2 separate regions of the Homo sapiens genome follow, and region 1 is linked to region 2. A link is a contact called in ENCODE Hi-C or POLR2A ChIA-PET data. All regions are on one chromosome and are shown on one strand. Each heading gives the region's core, a stretch centred on a gene start or an enhancer-like site at or near the end of the contact. The rest is flanking DNA. Distances are from core to core; before and after follow the strand shown. Region 1 holds the start of ELMOD1 (ELMO domain containing 1). Region 2 holds the start of RAB39A (RAB39A, member RAS oncogene family).

Region 1 (3,597 bases), core at 337-2,836, 340 kb after region 2:
CTTGACAGTGATGTCTTACAGAGAAGACATTTATTTCTTCTTCCTATGAAAAAGATTAAGATGAGAGAAATACCTCCCAATGTAGATACAAGAGTGTGCCTTTGGCAAAATACCAACTAAACTGACCCCCGAGAAAACTTCTGGGGGAGGGAATGACTAAGTCTGCTGTAACTACGTGTTGTCATAATAGGTTAATGAATTAAGACATTTATCCCAATACAAGCATACTACCTGCTTTCCACCATATTGGCAGCACCAGTTAAGGACGGTTGTCAAGCCACCGGCACAAAACGTATACATTGCAGAGATGCAGAACAATGCCTGGATGCCTGCCCAAAATTGGTCTCTCCAAATGACAGACTCAATTGATAGTACCAATCTACGGCCCACTGGGGGTTAGCAGCGTATTTTCCTAGGTGGTGGGGGAAAGGGATGAAATGTGGAAAGCTCAGGGCACTGTGCAGAGCAGAAAGGCTGACAACATATTCATTAAACTTGATCTGAAGCAAGTGAGCCCGTGAGGTCGTTCCTGAAATATTCATAAGATGTGTTACCGAACTCGCCGCTTAGAGGTTGAGCATAAACACTGAGTCAGAACAGCCCGTACCCACACTTGGAAAACAAAAAAAAGCACCCACAACAGCTCACCCCACCACCACACTCCACTGCTCTGCTTTTAACAGCCCCGTCAGCTGTCAGCTGTCACTCCCCACTCGGCTGTCCAATTCTACCTGCCCGGGAAAGAGATGCTCCAATATTGAAGTGCGGAGTTTCCCAGCAGTTGGAGGAGGCGCAGCTCAACAGCCCAGCCGACCGCTCCTCCCAGCTCGCTGCGCGGAGGACCCCACAGTCCGGCGGCCCCGCAGCCCGGCTGCCTAGCTCCTCCCTGGAGACCGAAGCCCACAAGGCAAGGGGTTCCCAGGGACCCAGACCAGCCCCTCGCCCCAGCCAGGCCGCCCTTGTCCCGCCTTCCATTTTGGCTCTGTCTGGGATCCCTTCCCCGAGCCCTCGGCGTTAGGTCGCTAGGCGACCTACGCCCGGGCCGAGATGCAAACAGCCTCTCGCGCCGACCTGCAGCCTCTCGGGTGTTAATTGGGAGGACAGGATAGAAGGGGAAATCACTGTCCTGGGTGACCCCGGAGCCCCTGCACCAAGGCAGAGTGCACTTTCATTCCCGTTCCCTCTCTGCCCCCGATGCTTAGCATTTCTGCTGCCTCCCAGGCACAGCGCAGCTTGCGTGATGCCTCGCGTCCTCGCCGCACCTCTCTCCTCCCCAAGGGCATTCGCCCCTACTCCCTAGGCTCCTCTGGGGTCGCCAATCACCTGGACTCTGGCGGCGGTAGGCTCAGCAGCTCCCGGCGCGCGGCGGCGTGGTCTTCATCTCCGCCTTCCCCAGGCGCTCCGGCTACGCGCTCCGCGGCGGCGAGCGACGCGCTCGGTCCCGGGCGCCGAGGCTGGACAGGGGCGGCCGCGGCTGCCGCACTGGCTGCGGGCGCGGAAGGGGCGGGGGCGGGGCAGGAATCTGGGTCGCGTGGAGCGGAGCAAGCCGGGATGCACCCGGGGCGGCTGGCGGCGAGGAGGCGACCGAGAGCAGCGGGGGAGGGCGTGCAGAGGCTTCCCTGGGAGCACGAAGCGGGCGGCTACTGAGCATGCCCAGTCCGGGAGCCGGGGGCGCGGGCGCGGTGCTGGGGGAGAGAGCGCGGCACCCAGTGCCGGAATCTGGGGGGAAAGGGTTAAATCTGCGGACCCCGCTGCTGTGGGAGGTGGCTGGTGTGGCCCAGTTTAATTGCTCCCGGGTGGCCTCCCTGGAGGAGCCCACGACAGGAAGATGGTGAACCTGAGATGACCTGTCAATGGGATTCCCAGACAGTCCGGGCAAGGTGTGTTCCCCGCCCTCTCCCTGGATAATTGTCCAGAAGTCAAACTTTGTTTTAGTTCAGCTCCAACCTCCCTCGTCTCACCGAGCACCCAGTGACTCTTCCAATCCTGATCCCCACCCTTCACCTGCCTTCCCGGGACTGCAGAACCCTATCCCTCACCCCAACCGGCAGCCCCCGCCTTTCCCACTCCTGGCCCAGTCGGGTCAGATTCTCAAAGAGCCAGCTCTTTAATTAGGTGTAATTGAGAGATCGTGTCAATCCTGCGAGGTCCATATCTGCATTTCAACAAGGGCTTTAGAAGCAATACCGTAACCCCGGGGTTAATTATAACAGGATGAATTATAGACACCCTCGTCCGGGGCTGTTTGGGGGAACATTGCTTCGTGGGGCCCCAGAAGCCACTTCATACAGACAGAGAGAGAGAGAGAGAGAGAGAGAGAGAGAGAGAGAGAGAGAGAGAGAGAGAGAGAGAGAGAGAGAGAGAGAGAGAGAGAGAGAGAGAGAGAGAGAGAGAGAGAGAAACCTGTGCCTTCCGGATTGCATTTCATGTTTGATGAAGAACGTTTTCTCCATAGCTAATCAAAAAAGTCTCTTTAATGAGGCCGCATGGGGTTGGGGAAAGACCAAATGAGCTTCGAGGTCGGCGCTTATTTTAGTTTCATTCATCACTCCAAGCCGGTTACCTGACCGTCTTGTGCCTCTGTTTCCTCACCTGTAAAACAAAGGGTGGTTAATACCTACCTCTGCGGGCTGTTGTGAGGATTACTTGGGCAGCTGGCGGCGCGGAGCAGCCTGGATACCAAAGCATCTGCCTGTCCCGCAGTGGATGTTCCCTGAATAAAAGTCTCTGCAGGTTCCACCTCCACTATTCTGTGTTTATGAAAAGTTGGGTTAGTGATAATCCTTAAATGCTGAACATTTATCTTATTTCCTCTTCACATTAAATGACCTTAAAGCCTTGACCTTTCTGATTTTTTTAATCATTGTTAAAAGCATTAGCCACTATTTACTTTTCTTTCTTTTCAGGGAGATATGAAGGATACCTCCCTGAATAAACGTCTTGGAAAAAGATAGACCTTTGGAGGGAAAAGCTTCTCGGGAGAGATTCATTAGGGATAGATTAATCCACCTGACAAAAGAATTTTACTCCATAGTCTTTTAAACGTAATTTGCTTGCATCTCCCTGTGGTCCTTGTTTCACAACTATTGCATGAAGTAATGTATGCCTGTATGGAAGGAAATTTACTTCCCATGCATACTGTTGACTATTTAAGTATCAGAATTCAAAAGATAAACTTTTTATTATCCCCCAAACATACTATTTTTTTAATAACACATTGCTTTATTCATGGTGTTCCACCCTTTCTGAAATACCATTCTCAAAAAAAAAAAAAAAAAAAAAGAAATACCATTCTCTCTCATTCTATTTCATGAAGTGCTACTCACTCTTCAAGCTCAAATGTCACCTTCTCTCTGAAGCCTACCCTGAACCTCAAGACAGAGTGAATGCTGTGCTCTCATAGCACCAGTGCATACTGCTATCACAGTACTCATCACAGCCTATCACTGTGGTTCAAGCAATGTAAAACTACTTACTGAGCAACTGTTATTTGCAGGCGCCATTCTACATGTTAGGAAAATAAGAACAAACAAGACAAAGTTCCTGCCCTCATGGAACTTACAGTCTAGTTGAAAAAGACAGAAAATAAACACCTAA
Region 2 (3,369 bases), core at 507-3,006:
TACAAATCCAATCAATAATCTTTTAACACCTCTCTGAAGCGCTGGCCTTACCATCTTTCCACTTCACACACACGAAAACTAAGGTATAAGCAAGCTAAGCAGTTCACTCATTATCTCTATGAATCAGCATCATTGCTAGGAACGGAAGCCAAAACTTTGAATGTTGGACCATTCTCACAGATGTAGGCTGATCTCATTCGCAGTGATGCTGGCTGGGGGCGAGGGGAAGCCATGTTTGGGAAGTCCCCTCATGGAACACTGCATTTCACAAGCAGAGTACTTGCTGACTAACGCAAAATGCTTCCTTAAATGAGTTCCAATGGATAATGCAGTCTTTAAGAAACAGAACAGTACAATACATCAGTTTCACCATCTTCCTCTAAAACGAAGTGCCTTTGAATCCTAGACATTTAAAATTTGCTTTAAACCTGCTTCCATCTCAAATATTCAGGAAATGCATATAATTTCATTTACTTTTTATTTACACAAGTCGCCTTTGTGAAACCCTTCATGTCCCCAGCGGATATTTAGGAGGAGACTATTCATTTGGATCCCTCCTTCTGTCTTTAGAAATATTATCACCCTGGAACGTTAAGTACTGATCATAAGCAAAATTAAAGTTCCTGGCGAATCTCAATATATGTCTTTTTCCCACCAAACATGACAAACTTCTAAAGACAACTCAACCCTTCACATACACACACACACACACACACACCCTCAGCTGTGCCAGTGTCCCTGATGTTGCATCTAGTTAACCTACAAGACCCATTCCCACGGGTCATGACCCAGTATTTCTGATGACCACATTCAGTGCTGTGAGGTGCCCAAACCATTACCGCATCCACCTCTCTGTGAACCATGCCCAGTGAGCTCATGCAGGAACCTGGGTTGGAGCGCTCCTTGCTGTGAAGCTAAAGGATCCATCACGAATCTGGGAACCCTCCCTCGCGGTTCTCCCCGGCCACACAGCGTGGGAGCCGCTGGGTTAGGGTAGGAAAAGGGGCGCCTGCTTGGAGGAGGGTGGTCGGGTCATGCTGTGCGCAGCCAGGGAAGCCGAGTTTGGGAAGAAGGCAGCCGGGGAGCCGGAGGGGATAAAAATACCCACAGGGGCTGAAAGAGTTGGGGAAGAGGGGGCGGCGAGGACGACCCCGGTTCAGGCGGGAAAGGAAAGATGGAAAGGGGGCGCAGGAAATGGGCGCCAAAGAAAGAAGTGAGAAATTGCGGAGGAGGAAGTCGTCCCTGGAAGAGGAGGGGCAAAGGGGAAGCGAGAATGGAGTGTTTGCACTTTCGAGAGGGAAGGGCCAGAGCCTCTCCCGACCAGGGCCGGCGGGGCGGACGCCTGGGGAAGGGGCGTCCGGGCGGGCTGAGGGGGCGGCGCGGTGCCCAAGGTCCCCGGGGTCCCTACCTGAACCGCTCCTGTCCCGCCGTGTCCCAGAGCTGTAGCTTGATCCTCTTGCCCGGCTCGATCTCCAGCAGGCGGGAGAAGAAGTCCACGCCGACGGTGGGGTCGCAGGCGGGGGAGCGCAGCCCGGGGAAGCGGCCCTGGGTGAAGCGGTGCAGGAGGCAGGACTTGCCCACGGTGGAGTCCCCGATCACGATGAGGCGGAACTGGTAGATCCAGATGGTCTCCATCGCTCACGTGCCCCGCTGGCTCCCGGGCCGCCCCACCCGCGGGCTAAGTTCGGCGGCGGGAACTGTCCTTTCAGCACCTCGCGGGCGCCCGCCCGCCGCCTTCCAGCATATTCCTGCGGCTGCGGCCGCCGCCTGGTGCCCGCCCTCTCGGGAGAGAGAGGCGGGGCCAGGCCCGGCTAGGGGCGGGGCCTCTGGACGGGGGCGGGGCGGGGGCGGTGGCGCGTGGGAGGGGGAAGCAGGTTTGCTGCCGCGAACTCCCGCCCCTGACCGGCTGCAAATCACTCTCCCTCAACGCTCACTGGGCGCCGGCAGGAAAGTGGGCGTGGCGGGAAGACGTGACAGCAGCAACAACCAAGGAAAATGAAGCAAGGTCTCAACTCCGGGAGGGTCAGCCAATGAAAAGTGAGAGTCGTTTTCTTACAGGCGTCAGGGCGGGTTGGTCAGATTAGGGCTCTGATTTTGGAAGTCCCTGAGGCCATAACTTGGGTCATTGCTTTGATTCCTCTTTTTTTTTTGTCCCCCAGGCTGGATTGATGTGGTGAGATCTCGGCTCATTGCAGCCTCAAGCGATCTGCCCACCTCAGCCTCCCAAGCAGCGGGGACCACGGGTGTGAGCCATCACACCTGGCTAATTTTCTTCTGGGTTAAAAAAAAATTTTTTTTTTAGAGATGTGGTCTCGCTATGTTGCTTAGGCTGGTCTCAAACTCCTAGGTTCAAGCGATCCATCCACCTCAGCCTCCTGAGTAGCTGGGACTACAGGCGGGGGCCACCACATCCCGCTAATTTTCTAACTTTTTGTAGAGATGGGGTCTTGCTGTGTTGCCCAGGCTGGTCTCGAACTCCTGACCTCAAGTGATCCTCCAGGCTCAGCCTCCCAGTGCTGGGATTACAGGTGTGAGCCACCACACCCTGCTTTCTTGTCTTGATGAGAGCCACCTCCAAGGCATTTTAAGGTGAAGGAGTTTTGGGCAGGATTGAAATAAATTTGCACAGCCAGTTCTGGGTGCTTCTAGCAAGGGCTCTGGCTGTTGCTGCGTGCTGCCACTGTCTGTTCTTCACTGCTATGAGTACCACAGAAGAGTGAGAAACGCCAAGTATCATCCCCATACCCTCTGGGGCCCTCCAACCCTGGGGACAGTGGCAAAAAAAAAAAAAAAAAAAAAAGCCGGGGAAATGTTGAGAAGCTCATGAAATTTTCAGCTCTCCTTGGTCTCCATTGTTTAAGTCAGAAAAAAGCGAACAGGTGGTCTCTTAGCTCATGTCTGATTAATGATGTAAGTAAACAAAGCAGAACTTAAATTCTGGTGAGATCTTACTACTTTCTTGTGCCTTTCCTCAAATTGAGTAATAGTGACGTCAAGGTTTATCTTTAAAAAGTGAAACAGTTTAAAAGTGTGTGTTAGGCCGGGCGCGGTGGCTCACGCCTGTAATCCCAGCACTTTGGGAGGCTGAGGCGGGTGGATCACCTGAGTCAGGAGTTCGAGACCAGCCTCAACATGGAGAAACCCCGTCTCTACTAAAAATACAAAATTAGCCGGGCGTAGTGGTGCATGCCTGTAATCTCAGCCACTCGGGAGGCTGAGGCAGGAGAATTGCTTGAACCCGGGAGGCAGAGGTTGTGATGAGCTGAGATCGTGCCATTGCACTCCAGCCTGGGCAACAAGAGCGAAACTCCATCTCAAAGAAAATAAATAAATAAATAAAAGTGTGTGTTTAGGCCGGTCGCAGTGGCT

Evidence for each region. A loop is a pair of places that touch in the nucleus more often than their neighbours do. ChIA-PET counts read pairs that join two places held with the same protein, here RNA polymerase II (POLR2A). Pooled maps may share reads with other maps.
Region 1: a pooled map shows a loop between it and region 2 (4-fold over the local background). The contact joins the promoter of ELMOD1 here to the promoter of RAB39A in region 2. A Hi-C loop is called at or near these places in 5 of 50 pooled maps. POLR2A ChIA-PET finds 5 or more read pairs at or near these places in 3 of 52 experiments (A673, activated CD4-positive, alpha-beta T cell and activated T-cell).

Annotation. Positions count from the first base shown.
Region 1 is chr11:107,589,136-107,592,732 of GRCh38, reverse strand. ELMOD1 (ELMO domain containing 1) reads right to left here and starts at 1,586. Exons shown (of 12, transcript NM_018712.4): 1 at 1,324-1,586. RefSeq lists an enhancer at 1,084-1,143 and silencers at 1,394-1,533, 1,594-1,703.
Region 2 is chr11:107,926,835-107,930,203 of GRCh38, reverse strand. RAB39A (RAB39A, member RAS oncogene family) reads right to left here and starts at 1,756. Exons shown (of 2, transcript NM_017516.3): 1 at 1,409-1,756. The coding sequence starts at 1,635. RefSeq lists silencers at 1,281-1,500, 1,531-2,020.